Linked DNA regions of Homo sapiens: all the other regions are linked to region 1. A link is a loop called in an ENCODE intact Hi-C map of the cell type or tissue named here. Cell type or tissue: natural killer cell. All regions are shown on one strand. Links, peaks and the distances in the headings refer to the core of each region. The heading gives the core; the rest is flanking DNA.

Region 1 (10,928 bases), core at 2,372-7,371:
GTGTATACAGTAACAACTGTAATGGGCCCCATATCATGCTAAATACCATGAGGACTATAAAAAATATAAAAGCGTCTGCCCTTCTCAGTTTATAATGGAATGGGGAAATATTATTTATGAACCTGAAATTATTTCAGAGCTATACTAAAGTATATACAATTAGTATTAGCCCTGAAGTCATTGCCCATAAATGGAATAAAAAAACAAGAATCTGGGCTGCAATAACTGTTTGGATGCATGTAAAACATATGTCACCTAATGTGACAGAGTCTTTAATAGAAATGTACTATATACTCTAATGTTTTCCAATCTGAATTTATGCATTAAATAAACTTTTTTTAATCGATTATGTAGTAGGCTCTATATAATGCACTGTGGGGAATATAAATGTAATTAGGCTAATAAGCTGTGTGGTAAAGGAAAAATGATACAGCAGTAAGTATCACACAAGCTATAATGTTTGAATTGCAATAAAAGGCTTATGGGATTCAGGGAAGGGAGAAATCTACTTCATATTGAAGTAGAAAAAGGAAAGTTCCAAGGGCATTTAGATGAAAAGTAGAAGTGATGGCAAAGATGTTTCTGAAAGCAATCAGGAAAGGATATACCAAACAGGAAGTAAGAGCCTGGGTATAGAGGGATGAAATTAAGCTTATTTAGGGGAAATGAAAAAGGTGAAATTAGGATGCCTTGTTATGAGGTAACCGAGGAACACAGAATTTTGTTCTTTGCTAGACAATTCTCAATTCCCACAAAGTCACCAGAAGAAGTGTATGCTCAGAGGCAATGATCAATCAAAGAATAATCTTCATTCTGTGAGGATGTGGCTTCAAACACTTGTATAATGCCTTTGTGAGCTAGTCTGACCTAGATAGAGAACACTTCCTCATAGGCTAAACGCAGCCTCCAACCTAGAGCAAAAGTATGCAAAATGCTGTATTCTCACCTTTTGCTAGAAGCTGGCTTCTAGCAAAGATTATTGGCTTAGGACAGGCTTATTCAATTCCAGGATTCATTCCTAGAATAGAGGTAGTGGGTATCCTTTACCTTAACCAATTCATTCATTCAACAAATATTTATTAAACATTTACCATTCAGTCAACATTCTTATAATGCCTTGGGATACTTGAGTGAGCAAAACAAAAATTCCCAAAATACAGTGTAGTTTAAAATTTGTATTCACAACATAGCTATGCACACATTGTTTCATTATCTCTCTATAACTGAATTCATCCATGAACTCTTTATGCCTTAACCTTTCTGACTCAAGCTATTTAGTCAATATCCCAGCTTCAGTGGGACTACTTGGAGAGATTACCCTGATGTTGGAGAAAAACAGTAGGCACTGTCTGATTCCAGCCTGGAAAAGCAAAACTACACAGCAGAGATGGACCAGCCAGCTGTCTCATCAGGAAAGGGAAGATTAGTGGAGGAAAATATAAAGTTGAATCTTTTCATGTACCACAAGTTCTACTTGATTTGACCTGCCAGGTTACACCTTAATTCCAGGTGGTATTTAGATTGAACATAGACTTACATAAAATCAAGGCTTCTGGCTTGAAGCTATCCTCTACCTCTTGCTAGTCTCCACTGAGGTGTCTAAACACACTGACTCTTGAATTCTTGACTCCCACCCCTGCTGCATCAGCTGCCTAAATAATTAATGAAATTCCCCCTCAGCATTGGAAGGGTGCATTAACCACTTCAGGGACATCTTTGCAGACTCCATATATTCCATCAATAATCTAAGAACAAACAGAGAAAGCCCCATCAATGGAAGCCACCTTGGCTGATGAAGATGATGTGATTCCTAAGATATGGTGTGACTGCCATTCAGGGACTGAGCTGTATGGTCTGCTCTGCAGCTCTTCACCATAGCATCCTTATTCTCCTTGTTTCAGCTTCCATTTATGCCCTTCATTAGGACAATTGAGATATTTGGGTCTTCTTCACACCTTATTGGAACTGAGGGAGATGAAGATAATCTCTCTCTGTCTCATTTCCTCTCTCTCTCTTCTTCTCTCTCTCTCTCTCTCATGAACATTCTTTGAGGCTACTTCCAAATAGGTCATAACATGTTTCACTAGAAAAAAACCTGTGAATCTTGAAGTGCAAAGATTAAAACTGTTCAATATGTACTATGGTTCTGGGTGTGGTGCCTCATGCCTGTAGTCCCAGCACTTTGGAAGGCTAAGGTGGGAGGATCACTTGAGCCCAGGAGTTTAAGACCAGCCTAGGCAAAATGGTGAAACCACATCTCTACTAAAAATACAAAAATTAGCTGGGTGTGGTGGCATGTGCCTGTAAACCCAGCTACTTGGGAGGCTGAGGCACAAGAATCATTTGAATTTAGGAGGTGGAGGTTGCAGTGAGCCAAGATCACGACACTACACTCCAGCCTATGTGAGACTGCAAGACTCTGTCTCAAAAAAAAAAATATATATATATACATACCATGTATTGGACAAAGGTAGATCATAAGCAAAGTGATTTGGAATAAGCAAATATTTATTAAGTGTCTTTTCCATGAGAGTCAATATATTAGGCGTCAGACAAACTAAGGCACTGACAAAGAAAGGACGGCATAGCTGAGAAGGCTATAGCTGAAGCAAGACTAGCAGGATCTGGGTAGCTACTGGAGATGGAGGTAAAAAGAATCAGATGACTCAGAGGTTCTCATATTAGTAACTGGGAAAAGGATCATGCCATTGGCATAAACATAAAACCAGGAGGACAAGCAGGTTTGAATTCTGTTCTGAAAGTGAAGAGTAGAAGATGTCAGAAGGGCAGCCAGCAGGCCTTGGAAATCAGGCTCTGAGCTTGGGAGTGAGGTCAAGAGTAGCAATTCACACTCGACACTTATACCCAGAGCAGTGTCATTTGAAGCTGTGAAGATGTGATCACTAAGGGAAGAGAGAACTGGAAGATAAGGCCAAAGTCAGAACATTTGGGAGCCCCTATACTAAAGGGGACAAGAGGAATAACAAAAAGTGAAAAAGAAAAAATATAAAGGTCATATCAGAAACATTTTTATAGGAGATATCTTAGCATACCCCTTCAGAACTCTTTTCCTCAGACTTACACAAACCAAATTGGATTCAATAAACCAATTTTAACAGATATGTTAAACACATGATATATACCAATTAAACATTCTGTAATTATTAAATAATAAAATATGTTTATGTAAATCTAACACATATCTTTATGACAAATAATAGGTGCTTTCCCCGATAGTTTTCTTAGGTCATTGTTTAATTACCTTTCACTGTTTCTTGGAATATGATGCCAGCTTATTTTCATTATCATCACTGGAAAATTTGGGAAAGTAGGAAAAAAAGAAAAAATCTATCTTACTATTTAATAGTTTGTGATACAATATATTAATAATTGAACGATAATTTTACTGTTACTCCAAGTAATCCTAGAATCTGATAGACAGGAAATCAGGGAAGTAAAATAACTCAAATATGCTTTAAAGACATGTTAAGTAACTTTTCCCCTTTCCTGCTTATATTTGTGCCAAATAAGTAAAACCAATATAATTGGAGAAGAATGGGAGGTGATGCTGCATTTATTAATAGAATGGTCACCAGCATGACTCCTCCAATGACTGAAATAATAAAATATATCACAAAAATTGAAAGGGAATACAAATTCTAACAAGATTGGTATAAATTTTGCATTAAGAGCCTCAGAGGTCAAGGATGAGGGCTTCAGAAAAGATTTTTCATTTTTTAAATATAAAAAGTCTTGTAAATCTTCAACAATCATATTCTTTAGATTTGAAGGTAGAAGTCAGATAAGTCCAGTCCATAGGATTCAGCAGCGTATAGAGATAGAGCAAGGAGAGAAAGATTGTCTGGACTTGTCTCTTATGAGGAGCAGCACTGCAATAAAGGGAATAACTAGGGATTTTAACTTAATGAGGTGACAGGATTGAGAAATGTTTTTTCTTTCTTTTTTTTTTTTTAACATTGCAATTTTCAAAGTGTTTGTTGATTTAATGTCTGACAAGGGATGGAGCAAATGTGATAATGAGAGTGATATCCACAGAGAATTACATGCCCTCCTTTATTTCTCCCAGCCTCCCTGAGGTTAGGTTTGAGCCACATGACTAGTTCTAGCCAATGGACTGTAAGTGCAAATGATGTGTGTCAATTCAAGAGTGGATTTTCCAAGATCTCTTTTCCACACGAGGGCAAATTTGAAGTCTCATGTTGCTATGGTTGAATCACAAAGTGGAAAGCCCCTGGATTCCCAAGCTACCAGACATATTACCTATCTATTGCTGTGTAACAAACTACTCCCAAACAGATGTTTATCATCTTACAGATTTTGTGGGTTAAGAACCGTAGCATAGTTTACCTAGGGGCCTGTGGCTCAAATTCTTGCATAAGGTTACTGCAAAGCTGTTTTCTGGGACTCTAGTCTCCTCCGAAGGCTCAACTGTGGTGAGGGAGTACCTACCTCCAAGCTCACTTAGGTTTGCTGGCAGGCCTTGGTCCCTTGCAACCAGTACCTCTCTACAGGATTCCCTTCTAACACAGCAGGTGACTTTCCTTGAAGTAAGTGATTCAGGAGAAAGTGTGAAAGTGTTCTCAAGATGAAAACCACAGTCATTTTATAACCTACTACTGGAAGTGCAACCTATTATTTCTGAGTATTTAATCATTAGCAGTGAGTCAATAAGTCCAGTCCATATCCAAGAATACAAGATGAGTCAAGGAGATATAGAGGGGATGAATACAAGGAGTCAGGGATGACTGTAGGGCCATCCTTAAGGCTACCCCAACACACCAAATGAAGGAGAATACCCACTAACGGAACTTTGCAGGAGTACAAACAAAATCTTTTGTTTTATGCTATAGAGATTTTTGAGGTTGTTCTTTTAGTATAGCCTCATCTCTCATGACTAATAAAAGCTCTAGTAGGAGACAGAATGGAATTGAACCATAAAAAGCTAACCATAAAAGTAGATGAAGATGATAGGGCATAATAAAACATCAAAAATGTATTCAAATAGTATGTTCATAACAGACTTCAAAAAACAATTTGGTATAGTACTTTAGACATGACTATGTGTACCTTTCATTTTTAAGCCTATTCTTATATGATTTCAAATACCATTAGTACTCCTAAATGATGTCAGTGTGATAGAATCTTTTTTTGTGGTGATTATCTAAGGCTGCCTGTATGCATGACTGTTAAAACATGCCTAGAGACTTTACAAACAGATGGTTCTTTGGATCTTCCCACAGACTGTCAGCATGAAAGTGCAACTAACAGCTTTCTGTGATCTTCTATACCTCTACTTCCTCCTTTTAGTTACCAAAATTGATTTTAATTTTTTTCTCACACCTCAAGTTTAGATAATCTAAAGTAGGTCACTCTGTAGCATCTAAAACACTCCCAGTAGCTCTGTTCAGAGTGTGAAGTCAGACACTTTTAAAGCATTCAAAGTGAAAGCCAGCACTGGGAAGAGAAACATAAAATGTGTTCAAGTGGTTCTCTAACAAAACAAGATACAATCTAGTTCCTTTAATACAGTAAAATATGATAATAATTTTCAATGTTATTTCCATAAAGCTTGGGATAGACATTGGGTCTTGTCATGACAAAAAGTCTTAGCATTGTCCTCTTGTTGGTTAGCTCCTTTCCTGCTCCTTTCATATTTGCAAGTGCTGGGACATGAGCTCAGTTTCCAAAAGACCTACCAAAGAGGTATATTGGGTTGAATGGTGTCTCCCCAGAATTTACTAGAACCTGTGTGAATTTACCCTTTATGGAAATAGGCTCTTTGTAGATGTAACCAAGTTAATACGAGGGCATGCTGGATTCGGGTGGGCCCTAAATACAATACGAATGATGTCCTTACAAATAGAAAAATGCTGACGCAGAAACACAGATACAGAGGGAAGGAGCCAGAGATTGGAGTGATATATCTATAATCCAAAAAATGCCAAGGATTGCCATCAACTATCAAAAGGTAGGAGAGAGACATGGGGCAGGTTCTCCCTCAGAGCCTCCAAAGGGAACTAACACTGATAACACCTTAACTGCAGACTTCTAGACTCCAGGACTGAGAGAATACATTTCTATTGTTTTAAGCCACCCAGTTTATGTTAACTTGTTTCAGCAGCCCTAGAAAACTGATACAAGAGGAGAGGAAGAGACTCATGCTTGGGCAAGTGTGGCCACCCTGCCTCACCCTAGTACTAAACTCAGTCCCAGCCTCTGCTCTGGCTCTAGCCCAGCCTCAGATCCAGCCCCAGCCTATGCTTCATTTCTAGCTCTTCCTCCAGCTCTATCTCTATTTCCAGCTCCACCCCAGCCTCAGCCCCAGTCCCAAGGGCCAGCATTATATCTTATGCTCCTCCCTGATTCAGATGGTTGGCAGGAAGAGTAGTGAGAGAAAAGCTCCAGTCCCAGTCCTTCATCTCTAAAGTTCCCTGGAGCTTTAAAAGCAAGTTAGTTGTTCTTTGGAAAGTCCAATCAGTTAGAGCTTCAAAACCACACTACATAAACAAATTCCCTGCTTTCAAAAGATCTATAACATCTTTCCTTACTTCTTTTCCTATTTCTTGTCTTTACTTTTACTATTGTTCCTTCTTTCCCTTCAGAAAAATCCTTCTTCATTGCATCTTTTATGTTAAGGTTAAAGTCAAGAGATTATGACTCTTAGAAGAAATCATAGAAGTAAATTTTCATGACTGTGGGTTCAGCAATAGTTTCTTAATTATGAGACCAAAAATACAAGTGAAAAAAGGAAAGAGTAGATATATTGGGCTTCATCAAAATGAAAAACTTTTTGCTGCAAACTATACCATCAAGAAAGTGAAACAACAATCCACAGAATGGGAAAAAATATTTGCAAATCACATATCTGATAAGGAACTTGTATTCAGAACATGAAAAGAATCTTTACCTCTCAGTAATAAAAAGGACAACTAAGTCAAGTGAAAATGAGCAAAATATTTGAATACATGTTTTTCCAGAGAAGGTATACAAGTGACCAATGATATCATAAAAAGTTGCTCAATATCATTGGACAGGATGGAAGTACAAATCAAAATCTCAGTAACAGAACTTTTCACACTCAATAGAATGGCTGCAATAAAAAGGGCGGACAAGAACAGTGTCGGCAAGGATATGCAGAAATCAGAACCCTTGTACATAGCAGTGGGAATGTAAAAAAGTACAGGCATTTTGGAAAACAGTCTGACATTTCGTTGAAATGTTAGCCATAGAGTTATCACATGACCCAAAAATTCCTCTTACAAGTGTATATCCAAGAGAAATAAAAACAATGTCCATGTAAAACATACACATAAATATTCATATTGACATTATTAATGACAGTCAAAAAATGTAAATCATCCACATGTCTTATCAACTGAGGAATGGATATATAACTGATGTCTATATCCATACAATTGAAAATTTGTAATCGATAAAAAGAAATAAGAATCAAGTGCTGTGCATGCTAAAACATGAACGGCCCTTAAAAATAATCATATGATGTGAAAGCCAGTCACAAAAGACTACATATTGTATGATTCAGTTTATGTGAAATGTCCGGAATAGCTAAATCTATAAAAAAAGACTGTATATTAGTGGTTGCCTAAGGGCTAGAGAAGCGGTCTGGGTAATGGAGAGTGATTGTTAATGGATGCAGGAGTTTCTATTTGGAATGATAAAAGTGTTCTAAAACTGAACTGTAGTTATACTACTCTCTTTTGGGGGAATGATAAAAGTATTCTAAAGTTGGATGATGATTACACAACTCTGAAAATACTAAACACTGCTGAATTTTTTTAAAAATCATGAGCTATAGTTAAAGATTGCTATTATTTAAAGTTAAATACCACAAAGCAAAATGAATTGTGAATAATACTCAAATGAAAAGTTTTGTGTAGTTCATGATATTTTCAATATTACATTAAAAAGAAATTATACAGTCTTTTAGAATCAGTGGTGAAAACAACTTATTTTAATAAATATGTTTAATGTGACAAAAATGACTAGCATTTTTCAAGTAAAATGGATTTTCGTAAAAATTATTTTGTTTAGTTTAAATTTTGGAATCAAGAATTTAAACTTTTCTTTGCACTTGTCTTTTGGGCATGACCTAACTACTAGCTTGTAAGTCAACTGGTTTCTACATATCAGCCTTCTCAGATTCAACGACACCTACGTGTGAGAGTTTTTGTCCTAGCTTTCCTTTTCCTGCCTTTCTTACTTTATTTTTGCCTCGAGATAATGAATGTGGAACGCCATACTTTTGCAGCAGCTCTGTAGTTTTATGCTTATAATGGGAATCTGGAAACCAGAAAGTCTTCTGCCATATTTCCACATTTAAAAAAACAAATTGTGATGCAATGTAACTTTATTTCAGTATATCAGTTAGTTTAATTTATCTAAATTCAAGCATTTTTGCATTCTTGAAGTTTTCTAATCAGTCTCTGCAACTTTAAAACTACTTTTGGCTAATGTTAGGTGAATTTTCTTGGTAAGAGGAAATATGAATTGAGAGAAATTATATTCTTTTTAAAAGTCAAAGACAATCCCATTGCCTTGTGTGATTTTAAACATAGGCACAATTTAATGACAGCCACAGAGAAAGCAGCACTTGCCATGCCCTTGTGGCTAAATGCCATCTATACAACATGTTAGAGTTACTGTCTCGTGGGAGAGGGAGGCTGAGCGTAGTCACACGCACCACAAAGAGAAAAGGGAAAACCAAAGGAGTCTTTACGAGAGTTAAAGAAAGAGGCTAATGGTACCGAACATTATGATTTCTCAAATTCCATAAAAACATAGAAGCAAACTATTTTTCTTTCCCAAAGTATATGTGAAAGACTTCCTGTTCAGTTCTTCTGCAGTACTATTGTGGAATTTTCCTTTGAGGTTAAAGTGCCTAAATTTTCCAGCAAGAGAATCCCTTTGAAGTCAATCTGAAACAGTGTCAAAACATATGGGAAATAACCCAAAACATTTAAAATACTCTCCTTAAAAACTGTAGAAAATCCCTCTTTAAAATAATGGGTTGGAAGGCTGTAAGATGCACGCATTGAAAATGCTAGTGTTGTTTGGTTGTTTTGTCTGGATTTAGAGGGAAGGGAGGGGATTACACTCTGAATTGCATTCCTTCTTTACTAGGACCATAGTAGTGATTACATTTAGTTCCAGTTTAGACATAAGCATTTTCAGATTTATGCCGTGTATGTTCTTGTTATAAAGCTTTTTCATTCCAAAGACAGACGATTTCAGGAAGTGTTTAAGTTTTTACCCACATATATAGATTCCGTATTTGATTTACACATTATTTCATGTAATATACCTCCAAATATTCTGGAAAATTAAAAGAGAATGAAAGCAATAGTAGCTGCTAAAATTAACCTACACAGGGTCTGCCAATATGTAAACAGTAGTCTGAGTTGGGTGAAAGGAACCAATTGGGAATTTTTACTGCACGTGCATTAAAGCTTTAAATGCACGTAGCATTACAACTTTTCTTTTGTGGAGGTGTTTGAAGAAATCACATTTTTACTTATTCCTATAAAATATCCTGTTAATGATTTGGTTCAGAATCATTCTATAAAACCTGTTTGCTGATTTGATCATAATTGAGGGGAAAATACAGAAGACTCAAGAAGAACTGTGTAATATGTTATTACCACAGGCCATTTCCAAGTTCTGTTGAGTATTTCCATCTCTATATGCTACTGGCATCTGAAATTCAAAATATCCCAAAATTAACTTCCTATACTTTATGTACTTCTCATTCCCAATCCTTAATCTTTCCATTCTAGTCTTTATCTCTATTAATGCTACAAGTTGTTCCAAAACATCAAGTCTAGAAACTTTGAGTCATTAGTGCTTCTCACTCACTCACTTTACTTTTCCAATCACTCACCAAGTTCTATATATTCTATTTCTGTGTATGTTTCATATTCATATCCATCTATACATTTCCACTGCCACAATTATGTATTGCTTAGACTATTTGCAATCTCTTCAGCCATCTCACTTACATCTGTTTTCTTTCCAAATATAAGTCAAAAGGGTCCTGCTTTAAAAAAAATCAAACAAATTATTTAAGAATGCCTCACCATCTGGACTCACTGTATCATTCTAGCCTCATATTTCTTGAAATCCCATAACAGTCTCTACTTTTGCATTCTTATAAAAAATTCAGTCTACATTGAGCCTCCCTTGATCTTTCATGTTTCTGTACATTTGCCATGATATTCTCCGAGCCTGTCAATAGTTCTCCTTGCCTATCAAAAGGCTATCATATTTGGATGCCCATATTGGATAAGATTCTTTAGTTTCAAGTAAGAGAATATTAATTAAATATGCCTTTACAAATAAGGACATCTATTATCTCACACATCAAGAAGACTGGAAGAAGAGTAAATCCAGGGTTGGTTAATTTAGTAGCTCAAAATGTTTAAAGTTATATTATAATAGCTTCCCTGAATCCTTCTAAGTTTTCCTGCATAGTAAGAAAATAGTTAAGGTTCTCACCATTACATCCTGATGTGACCATATCTAAAGGCGGCAAGTGTCACATTTGCAGGTTTATGTGCCTTCTCAGGGTTCTCCTTGTTGCTCACTGACTGTGGTTACGTCACATGCTCTGCCTACAGAAAAGGAATTATACCATGATTGACTTTAACCAACAGAAGCATTATTATGCCCAAGAGAGTGATAATTGGTAGTGAGGGATGAAAAATTATTACTCTTTTATGTACAAAGAGTAGGTAGATACACATTTAGCACATAAATAGATGTATATTATGTCTGTGATATTAAGATTTCATATGGGAAGGTAATTAGAAAAAAAAAGTCTAGAAAAGCTCTTGAAGGGAAAGATAATAAAAGAAGGGTTGATGAACACCCATATTAATTAATCAGTGTTC
Region 2 (10,928 bases), core at 5,929-10,928, 650 kb before region 1:
GGAAGATAATTCTCCAAGAGGAAAGAGAGTAGGTGGCCGGTCTCTGTGTTATTGAGGGTAGCAAAGAATGACTGCTTGATGGAACAGCCGAAGAGATTCGGGGGACTGGGGAGAGGCTGTTGCAAAAGGGTACTTTCAAGTGAAATGCTGCATGTTACAGTATGAATAATTGCTTTGACCCCATCAATATTCAGAAAAAGTATAAAGCCCATAATTCACTTGAAGAGGTAAGCTCTTTTGAGAAAGCTGATGATGGTGTAAGATTCCTTCCAGGTTGTTACAGGTCAAAACAGAGTCCACCTACGTATGCGAGTTGGCAGCTGTACATCCTGGGGGATGATCAATATATAGAAGCTATGAGAATATTTCATACACCTACCAACCCTTCCAGATCTCCAAGCTATCTGTATTGTTTTGTATTTTAAGGGTGGGGAATGAGGAGAAGGAGATAATGGCCTGGACTAGAAGGTATAAAAGGATTGAGATGGAGACAACTGAACAGAAATTGGGAGCTATGGTCAAAATTCTGGTGGGAAGAAGAGGTGTTTATTGTGTCAGGTAGAAGCAGAGACAAGATTGAATTCGGTAAGATTTCATTCATGTTAAATTAAAGACATGTCAATTTAGTTTTGGTTTCTGCAGAGGATAACAACTGTAAAATGAAAGATGGAACTAATAATAGTTGGACCAAAGAAACGGATACAAACTGGACTGGCTGCTGGTGTGAGCAGACCAAGATGTAAGCTCAGCCTGCTTCTGCAAGACAGCTGACTTCTGGTTCTCTCTTTGTCCTCTAGGACTCTTTCTTCAGAGTGCCCACAGTCTTTTTTTTCCTATTTTTCATTCATATTTTATATTCTTCAGCCTTCTATGAGGTTCTCTTTTCTTTTTACATCCAGCCAGTTCTCAGTCAGGTCAGTTCCACCACTTTATTACCTCCTTCTACTCTCTTATCTCCATTCCTTCTGTAGATAAAGACCTACTCATTGCCCACTTGGGTTACTAAAATAGGTCCTAACAGATTCCCTTCTCTCCAGTCTAGTCCTTCTTTCTCTCCACTGGATGGTGTCTGATCATTGCATGCACAATTGTCTTAATGTCAATTTGCTGCGTAAAGTCGATCAATGGCTTCCCACTCATTTCAATTAAGTAACAAACTTCTTAGCATGACATAAAGGGCTTTTCATAAGTCACTCTTCTAACCTCTCCAACAGCAATTTTAGTCTTCTCCCTAAATGCAATCCTCTAACTTCCCACATCTGCATCATATTCTCTCCACCTCTCAGCCTTTGTGCATGTTCTCCTGGCTGGTTGTAAACACACCCCCTTCTCCATCATTCAACAGGAGAACCCCTAGCCTCATATTTTGGGTTCTTTTGCCTTTTTGGCAAACCAACAGGAGATTCTAAGAAATGTGTTAAGTTCTAACTCTGTGAGATTCTATTGGCATGTTTATGGGAAGCTAGTCTTATATTATAATAACTATTGATTACTGTTAACATTAAGTTTGTTAATTAATCATTAACCAATACAGTGTGCTCAGCATTGAGTTAGGCCTTGGAGAAAAAGATGAGCAAGAGATAGCTTCTGCCTTTGTGGAAATCACAGTAGAAAGGGGTGATGAATATGACTAAAAGCCACGCAACATGATAGGGGCTACAACAGGGCTCTAAAATCACGCAGGAGGAAATGGCCAGGTTTCCTAGGGAGTTGGATATGACTTCACAAGCACTTATACCCCTTAGACAAGCCCTTATACCCCACTATATTAGTTAGGGTTCTTTTAGAGGGACAGAACTAGTTGTGTGTGTATACACACACACACACACACACACACACACACATATTGGAGTTTAAATATTAACTTACACGATCACAAGTTTATTAACTTACACGATCACAAGTACTATTCATATATGTATATATACTAATAGTATATTGTATATATATGGGAGTTTATTAAGTATTAACTTACATGATCACAAGAGCTATTAGTATATTTACATACACTGATAGTATATATATATATACACACTAATAGTATATATATACTCATAGTATAGATATATACACTAATAGTATATATATACTCATAGTATAGATATATACACTAATAGTATATATATACTCATTATATATATATATAGAGAGAGTTTATTAAGTATTAACTTACATGATCACAAGTTCCCACAATAGGCTGTCGGCAAGCTGAGGAGCAAGGAGAGCCAATTTGAGTCCCAAAACTGAAGAATGTGGAGTCCGATGTTCCAGGGCAAGAAGTATCCAGCACGGGAGAAAGATGTAGGCTGGCAGGATAGGCCCGTCTGTCCTTTTCACGTTTTTTCTGCCTGCTTCATATTTTCTGGCAGCTGATTAGATGGTGCCCACCAGATTAAGGGTGGGTCTGCCTTCCCCAGCCCACTGACTCAAATGTTAATCTCTTTTGGCAACACCCTCACAGACACACCCAGGATCAATACTTGGATTCCTCAATCCAGTCAAGTTGACACTCAAGTTAACCATCACACCTGCCTTAAAAAACTAGTAGGGTTTGTCAGGCAGAGAAGGAAGAAAGGAAACTTCAGGCAAAGGGAATTAGCATATTGTAAAAATCAGCCTTAATATTATTATTTTATTTTTGAATGCTGCTGCTAACACTGTTGTTTCAACTTTCTCACCATTATTAGCAAGCCCTTCACTTGACTTAATGGGAGTGGTGTTTGTTCATTTTTACTAGACACATTTACTCATTTCATGGCTGGTGTTGTGTTGGTTTATATTCACTGCCTGCTGGTCCCTCTTTACTTTCTGTGTGGTCACACACAATTTTGAAAGTCTTTTCATGAGCAGTGGTCTATACAAGTTTCAATCAGCAAAATCACAGCTCTATTAAACCTTGCTGATTCTAGTTTGTCACCATGAAAAGCTTCTTGCTTCCTTTGTAGATGTAAATGTATATAACATTCAGTGCTTGTGGTTTTATTTGGAGTGTTTGGATATATTTACATTTTTGCTTAGGAAAGCATCTTTCTGAACTGTGACTACAAACTGTGAATTCCACTAGGAAACAGGTCTTCAGAATATTGGCAAGGCTCTCATATTCACTGTTATCTCTATTTAAATATCTTTGGGATTTGTCTGTGGAACACATATGTTCTTATTAATTGATTACACATTAATAAAAATGATAACAAGTTAACAGTTACAGATACTTTTTCAGTGGAAGTGCTAGCATGATAAAACAGGCTCAGTGAAACTTCTGTTCCATTGGATTCTACTTAACTGAACATGAAGAAACAGTTTAGTTACTCTAGTTTAAAAATAAGGGAATTTCATAATGGTCTATTTAAACTGTCTGCAAAAGAAGTTACAGTGATTTTTCTGGCATTCTCTCCCTCGTAACCTCCTTCCACACTCATTTTGTCTTTATGTCAGCCTATTTGGTTTAGTTTTTTTCAACTATAATAATAATTACCATTATTATAGACACTTATATTTGCTACTTATATATGAATCCAAATAGTCTAGTCTGAGGGATGGTGATCTTAATTACTGTGTTAAACTACACAGTATTAAATATTCTTTATGTTCACAATACCTATTGCAGGAGTTTAGTTTATTAGATGGCACAGAGAACCCCAGTTCACTCAAAATGTACCTTATCTTAAACTGGACTTGAGGAGCTGGGTCACTGGAAGTGGTAGGAGTAAGAATACAGGACTTGTCACTTTTGGTAATAGCCATGTCTGTATTTCTACTACCAATCTCAAATGTATGTTATCACATAATTCAATAATTATGGCTGAATAAGTGAGTGAGTAAATGAATAGTTAACATTGCACGGGACATAAGGTCCTCCAGTCATTTATGTCATTGATAAGTAGCTTTTTCAGGTGACTCTTGGAAGTAAGCAAACTCACTACACTAGTAACTCCTTGCATTGCCAATATTAGGCAGTCCCAAGAGAGCTGAGATGGAAGAACAGGAAATAGGAGAAGCATGCAGTTATCACAGTTATATTTCTTCAAGTTGATAAAATGGAATCATTATTTTTGTAATGAGCTCTATGCTTAGATTTCTATCTTTCTTTTAAGTGGTTTATTTCCAATAATTTTCTTTTCTTTAAGTTTAGGGACACAGTAGTCTTTCAAGAAGAATTATTTCAGTTCAACTTTAGAGTTAAAAGACACAGGACAAGGGAGCTAATCTCAAGTCTTTGATGATGAATTTAGAGGTGAAATCAGACTACCTGCCTACTCTCTTCCTGCAGTTGAGCAACTCACCATGACCAGAGGAAAACACACAACTGACTTAATCTCATTTTAAAACTATGACAATAAGCCTCATTTAGACATACAGTGCTGCTTGATAATCCTATTACACTTTCCTAGCATAGTAATCTTCTTACTTTCTAAAATGACCATTTTACCCTTTCTCGTGTTTGATAAGTCCCCTAAAATTACTCCTCATTCTCAGCTGATCATTGTCCTCGAATTTAGTTTGAAATTAGTGGTAAATAGGAACTTTCTCATCTTCCTACCACTAGATCTACTTACCTACTATGTTTGTCAATCCATGCCCATGGTCATCTTCCTGTTGAAGGCCAATTCTTCTACTTCGGATCTGAATTCTAGGCTTCCTGCCTTCTCAAGGACTTTGCTTCTGCAATAGTTCCCCTCTCTATTCGTCATAGAGATTCTTTCTCCTCTAGAGGAATTTCAATCAGCATATGAATATGCGATAACATTTCCTAGTCCAGACAAGAAACACGTGCTTGACACACATCTGTCTCAAGCTGCAGCCCCATTTCTCTGATCATTTTTATAGTTTTGTAGTTATCTATAACTGCTATCTCTAGCTTTCTCACCACACTTTCTCTCCTCAAACTCCTCCTCCACATATGTAAATCTAACAGTCACATCTCTGTCCTATTTTACTTGAACACTAAGCAGCATTCAAGACAGTTGGTCACCCTCTCCTTTTTAAGGCAATATTCAATCGGTATAGCAGTTAGCTATTGCTTCATAACGCATCACCCTAAAACTCAGTGGCTTAAAATGTTTATTATTGCTCATGAGTCTATGAGTTTTCCGGGTGGCTCATACGATGTCCTCTTTGCTCATGCCTGCATTCATGGTCGGTGGCAGGTAATGTGGCTGTGCTGATTTAGGCTGGACTCTGACATGTTGGGGGTTGGCTAGACCTAGAATGGCCTCAGCTGGGATATTTCAAAGGTGGCAGCTTTCTGCACACTCTGGCCAACTCTCTTCTACTAGCTCTATCCATCTAGAAAGTAATGGCTGTGATGCATTGATGACAATTCCTGACTTTGTGTGTATTTGTGTGCTAACATCGAGAATAAAAACCGAAATCCTTGCATTCCTTTGCAAGCCTGTAAATTGCATGGTTTTGTTTTTAAGTGCAATGGAAATGAGTAAGAACTCAATGGAATAATTTTTCATTTTGTAGTTTCTGATTGTGCAAAGGATCAAAACAAGGGTAAAGACCAATTAAAAACATGCTAACACTATTCTATTTCTGTGTGAAGATCTATCGGAACAGAAAAAGCCTTTTAGTATAAGTATACGTACAAAAAAGTCAACTTTTTTTCTGTGACTGAGAAAGCTCTCACAGATAAGTGAGCTAGCTCTGAAATACATAAAACCTTTTCATATGTAAATAAAGTAAAACCTGGCAGCTCTACCATCTGTGAAGGTGTGAGAGTTCTTAGAAAATGACTCATTCAGTTAGGCAAAGATGTGAAACCATATTTGAATGTAAAAATATGCAAACTACACAGAATCTAGGATATTGGGGGCAGCAACAGCACATACTCTTAACAATACAGTGTTTAGAATAAACGTGAGATTGTTGAGAAATTGACAAATACTACAGTAGTGAATGAAAAAACTAAAAGTAATAAATACTGCTTTTGAAAAATTGGTCTGACTTAGTATGTAAAAATAAGTGTTAAAGGGCCTACAGAGATCATTTATTTCAACACCATTTTCAGATTACAGCACTAAAAAAGAATCGTAGGCCCAGAGAGGTTGAGTGAGTTGCCAATAGGACATAGAAAGCTTGTGGCGCTGGCAGGACTGGATGTACAGTGTGCTGATGCCTAAGTCTCATCTCTTTCTTCTAGACCTGGCTCCTCTTTACTTCTGAGAAAAATCCTCTACTGACTTTAATGTGTTTCTATAGTATTTAGGGCCTAAAAGATATCCTTTCTCTTGTGCTGGCTCAGGAATTTATTATTAACTTGAGTGTTCCATATAACATATTCAAGCTTTCACATCCAGAAAACTGGCGTCTTGATGGTTTTCATGAGACAAGACAGAAAACTGCATCTTATGATATAAGGCAAATCACAATGCTATCTTTTTCAGAATTATCTTTTCACGTGATAACTCCCAAAATGTGCAATTTTACTCATTATTTTATTTATCTAAGCTTTGCAGAATAGAGTAATTGAATTCTCCAAATCTGTGTTGAGTAGAAATCCTCCAACACTGTCCTAATGTCAGGGAGACACAACTTTAATTGATGCCTTCTCCTCCACCCCCCTCAAAAAATGGGAGCCAGTGTTCCTAGGAATATTTGATATCTTTCTCTTCTTTAATTGGCAATCAGTTCTCATTCTAATAAATGGGGAAATATACCACATAAAACCAATCAACTGGTTTGGTTTTCCTTGCCCCCAAAGTTGGGAAAATGGAGAAACAAATAGAATTCAAATTTTGCTCCATTTACCTAACATGCATATAAAATTGACTATTTCCGAGGTACTAAGATATGTGGTAAAATTTTAACTTTTTCTCCTAAAAAGAAACAATGATACTAGTGATCTAAAACAGGGGTCCCCAGTGCCTGGGCCACAGACTGGTACCTGTCTGTGGCTTGTTAGGAACCGGGCCACACAGCAGAAGGTGAGTGGTAGTTGAGCAAGCATTACCACCTGAGCATGGCCTCCTGTCAAATCAGCAGCGGCATTAGATTATCATAGGAGCGCGAATCCTATTGTGAACTGCACATGTGAGGGATTTAGGTTGCATGTCCCTTATGAGACTCTAATGCCTGATGATCTGAGGTGGAACAATTTCATCCCAAAACTATCTTACCCCACTACCCCTCCATTCTTGGAAAAATTGTCTTCCACGAAACTGGTCCCTGGTGCTAAAAAGGTTGGGGACCACTGATCTAAAACAATGATCAATTAAAACCATTTCAGTTTATGATTTTAATTCCAGTCTAAACAAAAGTTAATTATTGTTACCAAACTATACATATAATCAGAGATTCATATAATTGAAGATTATATGAATAGTTTGGTGACAATAATTAACTTTTGTTTAGACTGGAATTAAAATTTGTCTGCATATATTACTGGAAAATCAAAGACTTTATAGCACCCATGCTTCTTACTAATGCAAATATAGGAGCTGTGCAGGTAAGCAGTTTGGTAAGAAGTAAAGGGTGTGAACATTGGAGTCACATTGCCCAGTTCAAAGCTCAGTGCTGCCACTGTTATCCAAACAACTCCAGATAAGTTCCTTCATCTTTGCATCTCATTTTGTAAAACAAGAGCACTAATACTGCTTACAAGGTAGGATTGAGATGATATATACATTGCACTAACAAAATACTTAGTATTTAACAAGAGTTTAGCTTAGCTGTAACTAGGAGACTGGGCTAGTGGCACACTAACCTAGTATATCTCCTGGGAGTTTTCTTTGTATTTCTTTTTTTTTTTTTTCAAAGCTCCAAAATCTATGTTATTAGCTTATTTATCATTTACTTTTTTCTTTTAAAAATAATATCTGTTTAGTTGAGGTCAGACAGACAGAATGATTATAAACCCCATCTATGTTTAAAAGTGGCTATATAACCCATCATTCTTTGTCTCTATCTCTCTGTTTTACTGGTTTCCCATTGATTACTGAATTAAATAAGACCCTTGACATGTTCATTTTTAGATCTGTTGAAGAGTCATAATTATATCTTGCTTAAAGATTATCTTTTAGCAAATTACCATTTAATACAATTAAGAGCACATTTTCTAAATCGATGAAAAGGAGAAGAAATAAAAAACCCATGCCCACTAAAAAGCTGTCATGACCATGTTTTTCTTTCAAGTGTTAAAAAACATGTTACTATTTTGCATTCTTGACTTACTCCAAGTTAAGTGACAAGGTCATAATTATTACTAGAAAAGATATAGCAACAGTTGTATTTTGTTTTGTTTAATTCAGTGCCGATGTATGAGTTATGTCACATTTCCTGTAAATGTAAATTTAAGGTTCTCATTTCAAATTTCTCAACATAAAAATACGAAGCCATAAGCAACCAGGTGGCACTCACACACCTTTTTTTTTCTTGAAAACTGTGATGTACATTTAGTTGGTGGCTCTGTAGTTCACATGGATTTCTGGTTTCATGTCACAGACCATGCTCAAGAGCTGGTTCATCACACTTTCCATATACTTATTGTAGTGTCCATTAAGTTCTTGTATCTTCCCTAGTGTTTGTTCTTCTATTTCATCTGAGAGATTATTCTGAGAGCCCATTATCTACCAAAACAAAACAGACAGAATTCACATCATAATACAATTGTTTTACAAGTTAAATTTGTCCTAGCCTGTTTACTGATGATTGTCCTACAATGCACAATTATGTACTCCTTTTCTAGATTTTTTCAGAGAACCAACAAGATCATCAATGCCATGAGTGGGAAGGATGAACTTTCATAAAATATTGAAACTGGTCATAGCAGATTACTTTCACTTTTAACCAACCTCCACATGGTACAAATTGAATACACATTTATAATCATTAAACCATGCCCAGAAGTTCTTTTCCATCACATTTTTCATGTATTTATGACAGTTTCCATTTAGTTCCCATATATTCCCTATTGTTTATTTTCTGAATTATAAGTCTGGAAAACAGAGTTGAAAGACACCATTAAACTCACTTTTGCTGTTTTTTAAAGAGTGTTTAAAAGTTTTAAACAGTTGCTGGTTTTTAAAGAGTGTTTTTCTATTTTTAAAATACATTATCTGAACTGTATCTTGCTTTTATCAGGAAGACAGTCACAATGTGCGCTCTAAGATACTTTTATATGCACAATTTTTTTTTTTTTTTTTTTTAGATGGGTTCTCACTGTGTCGCCCAGGCTGGAGTGCAATAGCGTAGTCTTGGCTCACTGCAACCTTCGCCTCCCAGGTTCAAGCGATTCTCCCACCTCAGCCTCACAAGTAGCTGGGACTACAGGCGTGTGCCATGATACCCTGCTAATTTTTGTATTTTTAGTAGAGACCGGGTTTCACTTTGTTGGCCAGGCTGGTCTCGAACTCCTGACCTGGTAATCCGCCTTCCTCAGCCTCCCAAAGTGCTGGGATTACAAGTGTGAGTCACAGCGCCTGGCTGCCGAAGTGTGTTTCTTTGGGTAATAGATATTATCTTGAACACTTAGTGTAAGTTGTACTTCTTTAAAATTGAGTGTGCTTGTTCATTTAGTTACATCATAATTGTAGACACAGTTTAATATATCTTTCTAATTGCTCTTTAATTGGCAGTGATTCCCAGTATTTTCTATTATCTCCTCTTTCCTCATAGCTTCTTTATCAAGGAATGATTTGACCAAAATATAATTTCACCAGAGGAGTTAACAATTTAAAGGAATTCTGCAGTGAAACACTTTGAAAGTTAGCCTTTACTAAAGCAAAAAAAATCAACTCCTAACGTATCTCCTTTGTAAACTTAGTCTTTCCTACACATGGCATTTTAAAGGCAAGAAGACTGTTTTATGTTTGTTTGCTTTTTCCGTCTGAGAGTGTTTAGGAAAAGTATGCATTTAATTTAATCCAAGATACTCCAGTAATGATTGACTTCTACTTCAGGGTTGTTAGACTATTCTAAATTCTAAAATCTGCATGATCTTTTTGAGTCCTAGGCTTGAAATCAAATGCCACTGAGGCGCTTGGGTTCAAGTTCTTTCTGTTTACAGTCCAGGCAATGGGGTCTTCTCAGTTCAAAGAAAATAATTTTGAAAAGTTACAGTTTCTAAGACATCAAATAACTTTTGCAGAATAACATTTTGATAAGTGAGTATACAAGAAGCAGAAACATATGGATCGAATTTCCCTTGCTAAGAAGAAATTTTAAAATAGAAGAGAACTACTTATTAAAATGGCTCTACCAAGCTCAAAATTTTTCCTCTAAATTTAGTGTCTTAAGTGTGATTCTACCAAATTAAAAAAATAATTCTCTAAATTCAGTGTCTTCTAGTGGTAAAAAATTAAAAACAAACTGTTGTGAAACTATTACCTACTTTTCTTTGGAACAGCATTAAAAATAGTTGTCATTGGGTTGGTTTAGTGTAACTGTTGTGAATGACTTTGGAAAAGTTAATCTCAAGCTTAGGTTCTCTATTTTTTTATAGGGATAATATCATCCATTTGATAAGATACTGTAAAATGCAAACCAGATTCATTGGTAAGTGTGCAGAGCAGTTGTGTCTAACAAAAGTGTAATATGAGCCACAAAGGCAACTCATATATATGTAATTATAAGTTTTCTAGAAGCCACATCAAAAGTGTAAAAGAAGTAGGTGCAGTTATTTTAGTAATATATTTAATCTAATAATATTCATATTTTAACATACAATCAATATAAAAATTATTACATTCTTTTATTTCATACTAAGTCTTTGGAATCTGGTATGTAGTTTACACTTATAGCACATCTTGATTGGGACTAGCTACACTTCAAGTGCTTAGTAGCCACATGTGAAGTGGTCACCATTTTGGACAGTGCAGCAATAAATGGCAGCTGTTAATATTAGTTGAATTCTTAATGTGGCTTTTCAAGACACCATAATCATTTTCCAGAGAGACTTATAAAGATGACTCTTAGCTCAGTTTAAC
Region 3 (10,928 bases), core at 2,748-7,747, 250 kb before region 1:
CCATTTTGAGAATGGAATGTTGTATAAATGCCTCCATAAACCCATGAGATTTTCTGAGAATTCTGCCAGCAGATTGCCTTCACACTCAAACTGCAGCTCCTCTGGGTCCCCGGCCTATGGCCTGCTCTATAGATTTTGGGCTTGCCAGCTTCCACAATCACATAAACCAATTCCTTAAAATTAATATCTCTCTCCCTCCCTCTGTCTATACATATGCAGATGTATACATTTATATATACATATCTTATTTTTTTTCTCTAGATAACATTGACTAATGCAGGAAAGTTGTATGGCTTGAAGATGACCATCTGAATACTGACCAGCCTCTTCACATATATTTTGCTCTACAACTCCTTGGTAAATCCTGTCACAGACTCCTTCGTAAAATTGTTTTAGAACTAGGACACTTGAAATCTGTTGGATATGTCAGCTTCACTTTTGCACTGAAATTATTCCAACATGCAGGACTGGCCTTCCCAGTAGTCAGTACAGTATCTCTAGAATGTCTGGTCTGAAAGGTGACAACTTTGAAGGCTATTTCTGCTGCATGCCACAGCCCTCCTACTGCTAGCTACCCTGGAAGGCAAAGGGTTGATGTCAATGGAAGAACCAAGAACAGATGATAATGGAGGAAAAGCATGAGAGAATTCCATGCCTCATCAACATCTTTAGCAAAATTGTTTCTACTCTCTGCAAAAATTAATACTACATGGTGAAATGATGTGGCTGGCGATGTTCTCATCTCATGATTAGGACATAAATAACTTTTAATTGTTTTTAGAAGGTTTGCATCATGTATGAATCTCAGGCAGCAAAGTTTTTCATATGGTAATGTACTTTTTTAGATATTTGCCATGTCCTATTATTTTCAAGTATTTATGATAGGCAGTTTAAGAAGGAGACTTTGTAGAAATGTTGAATGAAATCCTTTACTTAAAATGTAGGGTTAATTTAATGTTGAAACCAGAGTTGAAGTAGTTGGTGGAGTGTAGACATGACGTTGAGGGGCAATTTTCTTGTAGCTGGTTTGGGTGGACAATCAACTTGCTCTGCCCTCTACAGTTTGGAGCACTATTCCTAAGTCCTGGGGAATGAAGGGCATATGCCTCTTGTGTAAATCCCCAATTCTTCTTCACCCATTGTTTTAAGTGGAGATTTCTGGCAATCACTTCAAGCTTTGGTAACTCTTTCCTGTGGAGAATTATCTACTTATTACCATATATGTGTAGGTTTTTGTGAGCTATCTTTATGAATATTAATTTAAATAAAGAAATAAAGCTAGGATTTTTTTAACTTTACTATATTTTTGTACTTTATATTCGATTGCCTTTTATTTCTTTTATGCATATATTTATGGGGAAAAGTTTCTTTCCCTACTCTTGTCTTTTCATATGTAATGAGTTCCATTAATGTAACACTTTAAGCTCTCCTTTTTATTCTACTCCAGACATGCATTTAAATGGGAAGTTGGGAAGGAAAAACTGGACACGTGAGCCTGCATATCTCCATATCTTCTTTTTCTCTCTTTCTCCCTCATCCTCTCACTGTCTAACTCTCATGTTCCCTTCCTCTCTTTGTATTGCCTATAGAATGTAAATCCTCCCAGATGACCTCTCTATGCTATAAATTTTCAGCCCACATACTTGAAGGTGTGAGTCACATTCTTCAAAATGATCAGCTGTAGCAATAATAAAGGTGATATTCTGCCTCCACCTATTTTGCTTCTTATTTCAGAACTTGAGTGGGGAAGAAGGGTGCTATTTATTGACTTCCTCAAGAACTTCAACTATCTAATGCATGGCTTGAAACAAATATAACCTTGCTTTCTGAGTGGAATGAAGTATTATCAACACATATTTACCTATATTTTATACTACTGTTTCGGTACTTTCTTTTTTAATTGTGATTCAGAAATATGTGTGCAGTAGGGCCTAATTATCATATTCTTATTTTTCTTCTCAAACAACAAATCAGTTGTTTCAATTAATTGTGCTGACACTTCATGTCTCTGAGGTAAAATGATAATCTGTACCTAAATTAGGAAAATAAGTCAAAAGAATACGGATTAAGACGTTTGATGGCAAACACCTGGATTTTGCTCGATGAAGGAATATAAACTTGACCAAAAAAGAAAACAACTTCAACAACTTTCTTTTTAAAACTATTTTACCACAGATTGTGTTATTTTACAAAATTGACATATTTTACCCTTAATAAATCTTTTTAAATTCTCATTGCAGTAAAGCACACAGGGAGTCTCAGCAGAGGGTAACTCTGCTCTGAATTATGATTTCCTTATTCTTTCCTATAGTGTTCCCATTAATTCAGAGGTACTATTTCTCTCCAATGAGAAAAATCATCAAAATCAAGAGCAGAAAAAAAGGCTACCTTTTCATTTACTCTCTCAGTAATTGAAACCCCCTATAACCACTCTAGCATCTAACATTGAACTACATAAAAGCTATAGCAATTCAGTCAAACTCTTGAAGCTGGCTGTATTAGGGACAATGAGCTACAATTATACTCTAAAAAACATAATTTGAGACTATACATATGTCAAAGTCAACACTTTAGAAGTGGCTAATAAAGAACCATATTGATACCGAAAAGTCATTAGGGACAATCAGCTGTGTTAATGGGAAAGAATGACATACTCTGGGGGGAGCACCATGGCAGTTGTTATCATAGCTGCTGGGAATCCTACGGGAGTGCCATTTCCACAAAAATAAGAAGAGAGCATAGACTGTCAGGGGCTGCCTTTCATGGCACTTGAAATCTCTTTGGAGCTGGCATTGCACACCTGAGTCTCTATGACCCATATAAAAATGTGGCTATTGCTTCTGAATGCCTCCCCAGCTTCATCCAGATTCCTAGATCAGAGAACCCCATGCATGGCTTCTGTTTAGTCGTCACAATGTGTTCCTTTGCTATCTCCTTGCAATTTCATTTGCTTTCTAAATCAATTCCAGCTGTTATTTTAAAAACCATCTTAGCTTAAAATCTTTTTAGCAGTTTCATTTGTTACATCTTCCAGGTTCACCCCATAGAAAGAATAAAACCCCTGACGTTTATGTGGCCAGTTTCTAGGAAGTATAATTCTGTCATCTGGCCAAAATACAGACATACCATATTTTATTACACTTCACTTTATTGCACTTTGCAGAAATTGTGCTTTTTGCAAATAAAATGCTTGTAGCAACCCTGCATTGAGCAAGTCTGTCTGTGCCATTTTTCCAGTAGCATGTGCTCTTTTTGTGCCTCTTTGTCACATTTTGGTAACTCTCTCAATAATTCAGAACTTTTCATTATTATTTTATCTGTTATGGCAATCTATGATCAGTGATTTTTTATATTTACTGTTGTAATTTTTGCGGGTACATGAACTGCACCTATGTAAAATGGAGAATTTAACTGATAAATGTTGTGTGTGTTTTGACTGCTCCACAGACCAGCCTTTCCTCTGTCTCTCTCCCTCTTCTTGGGCCTGCTTCTTCCTTGAGACACAGCAATATTGAAATTAGGCCAACCCTACAATGGCCTGTAAGTGTTTAGGTGAAAGATAGAACCACATCTCTCATTTTAAATTTAAAGCTAGAAATGATTAAACTGGGTGAGGAATGCATGTGGCAAGCTGTGACAGACCAAGAGCTAGGCCTCTTGTGCTAGTTAGCCAAGTTGTGAATGCAAAGGAAAAGTTCTCCAGGAAATTAAAAGGGCTACTTCACTGAACACACAAATGATAAGAAAGCAAAACAGCCTTATTGCTGATTTGGAGAAAGTCTGAGTGGTCTGGATAGGAGATCAAACCAGCCACAACATTCCCATAAGCCAAAGCGTAATCCAGAGCAATACTCTAACTCTTCAATTCTATGAAGTCTGAGAGAGGCGAAGAAGCTGCAGAAAAAAGTTGGATGCTAGTAGAGGTTGGTTCATGAGGTTTAAGGAGAGAAACTGTTTCTGTAACATAAAAGTGCAAAGTTACAGAGCAAGTGCTGATGTAGAAGCTGCACCAAGTCATCCAGAAGATTTAGCTAAGATAATTAAAAAAGGTGGCTACACTAAAAATATATAATTTCAATGTACATAATACAGTCTTCTATTGAAAGAAGATGCCACCTATAACTTTCACAGTGAGAGAGGAGAAGTCAATGCCTGGCTTCAAAGCTTCAAAAAACAAGCTGACTCTCTTGTTGGAAGCTAATGAAGCTGGTGACTTTAATTTGAAGCCAATGCTCATTTACCATTCCAAAATTTCTAGGGCCCTTAGGAATTATGCTAAATCTACTCCACTTGTTCTCTATAAATGGAACAACAAAGCCTGGGTGGCAGCATATCTATTTACAGTATGGTTGACATGCTGTATTTTAAGCCCACTATTGAGACCTACTGCTCAGAAATATAATTTTCTTTTAAAATATTACTGCTCATTGAGAATGTACTTGGTCACCCAAGAGCTCTGATAAAGCTCTAATGCAAGAAGATTAATGTTGTTTTCATGCCTACTAACACAGCATCTATTCTGCCGCCCATGGATCAAGGTGTAATCTTATTATTTAAGAAATACATTTTGTAAGGCTATCACCGCCACAGATAGTAATTCCTCTGAGGGATCTCAGTAAATTGGAAACCTTCTGAAAATGATTCATCATAGTAAATGCCGTAGAGAACATTTGTGATTCATAGGAGGAGGTCAAATTATTAATAATAACAGGAGTTTAGAGGAAGTTGATTACAACCCTCATGGATTACTTTGAGGAGTTCCAAGACTTCAGTGGAGGAAGTAACTGCAGATGTAGTGCCAATGGCAGGACAACAAGAATTAGAAGCCGAGCTTGAAGACGTGATTAAATTGCTGCAATCTCATGATAAAACTTTAATGAATGAGGAACTGCTTCTAATGGACAAGCAAAGAAAGTGGTTTCTTAAGGTGGAATCTACTCCTGGTGAAGATGCTGTAAATATTGTTGAAATTACAACAAAGGATTTAGAATATTACATCAATTTAGTTGGCAAAGCAGATGCAGATTTTGAGAGGACTTACTTCAATTTTGAAAGATGTTCTACTATGGGTAAAATGCTACCAAACAGCATTGCATGGTACAGATAACTCTTTAATGAAAAGAAGAGTAAATCAGTGTGCTGAGCTTCACTGGTGTCTTATTTTCAGAAATTACCACAGCCATCCCAAACTTCAGCAACCACCCACCTCACCAGTTAACAGCCATCAACATTGAAGCAATACCCAAAACCAGCAAAAAGATTACAACTCTGAAGGTTCAGACAATCTTTAGCATTTTTAACAATATTTTAAATTAAGATATGCAATTTTTTTACATAATGCCATTTCACACTTAACTCATTATCATATAGGGTAAACACACTTTCATATGCACCGGGAAACTAGAAAATTCATGTGACTCACTTTATTGCAATATTTGCTTCATTGCAGTAGTCTGAAACTGAAACCACAAAATCTCTGAGGCACGCCTGTATTCTTCAGGTTAATTGTGGATCAGTAAAAAATCAAACTAAGCTCTTTCACATTTGTTTGGCATATAGAGAAATAAAAAGATAATGATGGTGACATTGATGAACGGGATGGAATTAGTATCAAGCTTCAGTGGTAAGAACAAGAATCTCAGAAATGTAGTCCCAAGTTTTAACATGACAAGTGGTGAGAACTCACTTGTCAATTGGAGGGTGTCAGATGACCAATTTTCTAAAATCAGTGGTTCCATAAACTACTGCTGCTATGAGAGTCCAAGCCATTCCAGAATTTACAGTTTGATGAGAGTATTCTGTCTTCATCTGTCTAGCTCCAAGAGCATCATGGCATCCTACCACTTCTCCTGCTCTGAAATGATTCTGAAACCACTAGTTTTTAGGTCTAAGGTTTGCTGAAAAAGCTATGTGGCATAGGGTGTCAAAAGGAGCACCGTCCTAATCTTGAAGATTCTTGAGGAAATCATACGTCATAGTGTATTGGATCAGATCATGTGGTCAGTGGTTATGCTAATTGTATTTATGCTATGCCCATCTAAACTCTCAATGATATCATTGATTTGATGAAGATAGATCCTGAAACATTGAGAATGACATGAATGAATGTTAAGATTCCAGTGTTATTTGTAGTATATCTGAACTCTTCCAAAGGCCTGTACATTTATTGGAACAAACATCCTACCGCAGCTGCTACTTCTTTGATCACATAGAAAATGTCCCTGCTTGGTGATTTTCTTTTCTTTCATGGCATGCACATCCTTAAGAACTGGGGAAAATATTACTTTAGTAAACTAATAACAACATTTTTTACATACTATCAGAGAAAGAAGTAATTATGGGATTTAATAAAATGCCCTAAGAATGTCATAGGAAATATTGATACAGAAATGCAGGTTTTTTTCTGAAACTGATACATTTGATTAATTCTTGGAGTCTCATTTTAAAAACTCTAGATTTTATTATAATATCACACTAAACATAGTTTAGTGTTTATTTTTATTTTTTATTTTCCTTTTTTTTTTTTTTTGGAGATGGAGTCTTACTCTGTTGCCCAGGCTGGAGTGCAGTGGTGTGACCTTGACTCATTGTAACCTCCGCATCCTAGGTTCAAGCAATTCTCCTGCCTGAGCCTCCTCACTAGCTGGCACTACAGGTGCACACCGCCATGCCCGGCTAATTTTTATATTTTTAGTAGAGATGAGGTTTTGCCATGTTGGCCACTCTGGTCTCAAACTCCTGACCTCAAGTGATCCACCTGCCTCAGCCTCCCAAAGTGCTGGGATTATAGGCATGAGCCCCTGTGCCTGGCCAATTTAGTGTTTATTTTTATAATTCTAAATCTTTAGAATATTTACTCCTCTGGTCATCATTATGAATATCAATTATATTAGCAAAGTATTGAATAAGGACAACTTAAAAAATGTAATTCCCTGAAATTTATTGCTATCCACAAATTTACGATTTTTATAATAAAATGTTCTGCAAACATGCAGAAGATATATTTTGAATATAAAAGAAGAATTAATTATGGTTCATATTTTAAAATGTCATTTTGAATCAATTTACTTATGGATACATCAAGGGCAGATAATACATTTTTCTCATATTTTTTATATCCTCCTACCTGTGTAGTGCAGTGTTTAGAATAAACAAAGCCTTAATTAATAGATATTGAATTAAGGTAGCACAGTGATCCAGTCTCTGTTCTCCTACCCTGAAAATTAACTAGGGAATTTGGTCAGCATCTCCTCTTTTGTCTTCTACTCCTCAAGGACAAATCAGTAAATTAGCTTTACTCTTTACTTATATAGTTAAAAAAATGAATATATGAATGCTTGAATTCGTGACTCAAATATCACTTATGAGTATGGAAGCTGAAGAAAAAAACTGATGAAAAATTATAAATGGGTACTCAAATACAAGACATTCTGGCTGGGTGCAGTGGCTCATGCCTACAATTCCAGCACTTTGGAAGGCCATGGTGGAGGATTGCTTGAGGCCAGGCCTGCAGTGAGCTATGATCTTGCCACTATACTCCAGCCTGGGTGAGAGAGCAAGACCCTGTCTCAAAACCAAACACAAACCAACAGAAAGCACAAACAAAACTGTTTCTAATAATAGTTTTTGGTTTCTTTAATGACTTTTGCAGTGACTACTCAATAACATTTGGAACTCTCATTCGTTTTTCAGGGATAAATAATGGAAGTCAACATGACTTCAGCAGACAATTTCAAATTTATTGTAGAATTTCTTAGAACTTAGGGCAATACTGTAGAGAACTTTGCCACAATTGCTTCCTGTTCCCTACTATTATGTTGCATTTGACCTTCAATAAAAGTTCTACTATAGTAGGCTGAAATTGCATATAAACACACTAGAGACATGTTTTAAAATAGTGGATACCTTCAAAATGAAGGTATTCTGAGGTATTCCTGCCTCAGCCTCCTCAGTAGCTAGCACCACAGGTGCACATCACCATGCCCAGCTAAGTTTTATATTTTTAGCAGAGATGGAGTTTTGCCATGTTGGCCATTCTGGTCTCAACCTCCTGACCTCCAGTGATCCACTCATCTCAGCCTCCCAAACTGCTGGGATTATAGGCATGAGCCACCGTGCCTGGCCAACCTAGTTTCTAATATATATATCTAATATATATATATATATATATATATATATATATATATATATATATATATATATAAAATGCATAAATATTTTTAAGTATATTAGAAATTATTTCAGATCTAGCAAATAACAAAAACTGTTCTGTTGTTTATGGAATAAATGAGTTTCTATAGTGAGTTTCACTACCTGACATAAAATCAAGAACTATTTTTTTAGAAAGCTGGGAACCAACAAGAAAATTTTCGGGCAATGACTTAACACTACTTGTCTAAGAGAGAAGTTGACTTGAGTCACACTTTCACATCTTGTAACTTTCAGTTGATTAATGCGTAAAGAGTCACAGGACAGAAGAGAAGGACTTGTGAGTCCAACCAAGTCTCTAACTAAACCGAACTTTAGTTGTTTATGGAAATTTTAGAAAATGCCAAAAAAAAATTGAGAGGTGTGAGATTTTCGGATTTCTAAGTACATATTTTTAATCCTTGACAGACTCCATTAACCTTGATCCAAGATTGAGACCATCTACAGTTTTTATTTTTTAAACCATAAGAACATGAATTATGTTGATGCCCAATGACTTCCCCTGAGCTAACATTTGAGACTGATTATAAAGTGACTACATTGTAACAATTTGATAACACTGTCCTTGGACTCAGTTTTATCCTTTTGCAAGGATTATTTGTGGCTACATTGATTTGGATGGAAGCCACTACAGGCTGGACTTCTGTGCTACTGTGAACTGTCTTGTAGCCAAGCTCAGTACATTTACTAAAACACTGTGAGATTATTTTTTAAATTTGCAGCCATTATTGGTATTTTTTTTGAAACATTTGTTCTATTTAGATGGAATAGCAGAATATAACGTGTTGAACAGGTAAAGGAGATAAAAATACTAAACAGATGAGCCATAGGGAAACATGACTGAGAACAAACATATTTATAAAAATATATATAAGTGGTGTGGAAATGAAAAGTGTATTATCCACACAGGTCAAATCTTATTATGATGAATTTTAAGAGAGTTTAGTATACAGTAATTTTAAATAAATAATTAGAACGAATGGACTTTTCCATTGTGCTTATACATGTTCTATCTCAGTCTTCCTTGTAATGGAACTTATTACAGAGTTTTGACCTGTGCATCTAAGTATTGATTACTGATGATAATCTGAGATAGGGCCCACATCCTTTCTAGGATTAATATGATCTTGCATTTGAAAAATTATTTATTACTTTGATGTTACCCCCTCCCCCCACCTATTATCTCATGTTTTAAGACAAAAGTGGTGGGAAGCCATGAAGCAAAGCAGCTAGATGCAGGAGTAAAAAGTCTCTCTAGCCTCTGAGTTCAAATCCTAGTCCTATCCCATAGGCATTATAGCATCTTGAGCTTATAACCTGGCCATCCTGTTTCTAAGTTTCCTCATCTCCAAAATAGGACAATAATGGGAGAGTTGCCTCATAGAAATTTTATTAAAATTAGGTGCAATATACATAGTTTTATGATTTACTTGTAGTAAGCACTTAATAAATGTTTCTCATATTATGAGATATATAGAGCATGTGCTGTTATGACTGTTCACAGGCGAGGAAACTGAATAAGAAAGGGGTTATGTCCTTCTGTAGGAAGTCTGATGTTTCTTATTAAAATGAATTGCTAAGCTTTATCCTTAGCAGGACTTTTATCAGAGCTAATGTTTTTAACCAAATGGGTTCATTGTGCCCTTTTTTTCCCTTGACACAGTCATTTTTAAGGGGAAGTCCAAGAAATTGAAAGAACTATACTTTTTATCACTCTAGATACTATATGAATGTAGATTACTTGCTTCTCTTCTCAGGCCTCAGTTTCTTTGTCTTTCTGTAATCTCTAAGGCTCTTTTCTGTTAGAAAATGATGTTACATTATTTCACAAACTAGACAATTAAACTCTTGAACTCTAAGATTTGACTCTAATAAACAAACCATCCTAAATTAAAAGAAAAGGAACCCACATTTTGACCATAAAAATGTTATGGATTATTTTGTGGTAATAATTAGGTACTGATATTAGGCACTCCTAGGCCAGTTCTTCCTTTTTTTTTTAACATCCCATTTCAAAAAATGTTGGAAGGGAAATTCAGATCCGTAAACTCAGCCTAACATTGACAGCAGTTATAGAAATAAAGTTTTACCTACCAAGTCCAAATATGATCATTAATAATGTACTGTGTATTAATAGGTGCACATGGTATAGACACATCAATGCCTAATGCAATGACAAATCACACCCAAATCTAATAGAAGTAAATATTACTAAAATTCTACATTATTTTTATTAAATAATTCCACATTTTCAACTAAGAAACTACTTTTGATATTTATTTAATATGGTCTGCTATTGCATCTCTAACCTTTTTTCCTTCATTTTCCTCTGTCTAAAGATTGGGCTTATATGACCAAATATCAGTTGAATACACTGATTTTTTTTTTAAAAAGAAGGATGAAGAAAATCACAGACATTTCTGCAATTTCATATTATGGATAGATTAAGAATAACTGAGTTTTGTATGCTACGAATACCTAAAAAGCAATTTAACTTGAATCTATTCTGTGTTTATAGAATATTCTAGACCTGGGGATAGTTTTGGTAAACAAATAGATTTAAAAATTTGTTTCTAATTGTCTGCTTTATGGCATGATCTAAATAGTTATTGATTAGAATTTCATAAATCAAATCTTTTGTATAGACTTCAGTGGAAAAAAATATTGTCAATATAATTATAACTATTTACATTTCAAGTATATTTTTAATTCATGTTACA

What was found. A loop is a pair of places that touch in the nucleus more often than their neighbours do. Peaks named below come from ENCODE experiments on the same cell type or tissue, not always from the same donor. Only the 100,000 strongest peaks of a DNase experiment are listed, where the experiment ranks them.
Region 2: it touches region 1 in a loop (4-fold over the local background); 1 of 110 quality-filtered maps calls a loop at or near these places.
Region 3: a loop joins it to region 1, with 9 times the contacts of the local background. A loop is called at or near these places in 1 of 110 quality-filtered maps.

Annotation. Positions count from the first base shown.
Region 1 is chr1:199,168,242-199,179,169 of GRCh38, forward strand. All of the region lies in intron 3 of LINC02789 (long intergenic non-protein coding RNA 2789), which reads left to right. LOC107985243 (a long non-coding RNA gene) reads right to left here and starts at 10,581. Exons shown (of 3, transcript XR_001738357.2): 1 at 10,534-10,581. RefSeq lists an enhancer at 5,305-5,354. In natural killer cell, for the core only: no CTCF peak of the experiment used is centred there; a DNase peak (open chromatin) is centred at 5,270; H3K27ac peaks cover 3,702 bases.
Region 2 is chr1:198,514,995-198,525,922 of GRCh38, forward strand. It overlaps ATP6V1G3 (ATPase H+ transporting V1 subunit G3), which reads right to left. Exons shown (of 3, transcript NM_001376861.1): 3 at 8,228-8,570. The coding sequence ends at 8,397. It overlaps LOC105371677 (a long non-coding RNA gene), which reads right to left and starts at 4,816. Exons shown (of 2, transcript XR_922398.3): 1 at 4,557-4,816. In natural killer cell, for the core only: no CTCF peak of the experiment used is centred there; DNase peaks (open chromatin) are centred at 6,107, 8,387, 8,757, 9,187 and 2 weaker places; H3K4me3 peaks cover 1,049 bases; H3K27ac peaks cover 3,472 bases.
Region 3 is chr1:198,914,401-198,925,328 of GRCh38, forward strand. The region is part of intron 1 of MIR181A1HG (MIR181A1 host gene); the gene reads right to left. Among named protein-coding and RNA genes, the nearest start is that of MIR181A1HG, 18 kb to the right of the region's middle. RefSeq lists an enhancer at 5,455-5,544. In natural killer cell, for the core only: no CTCF peak of the experiment used is centred there; DNase peaks (open chromatin) are centred at 5,461 and 5,891; H3K27ac peaks cover 842 bases.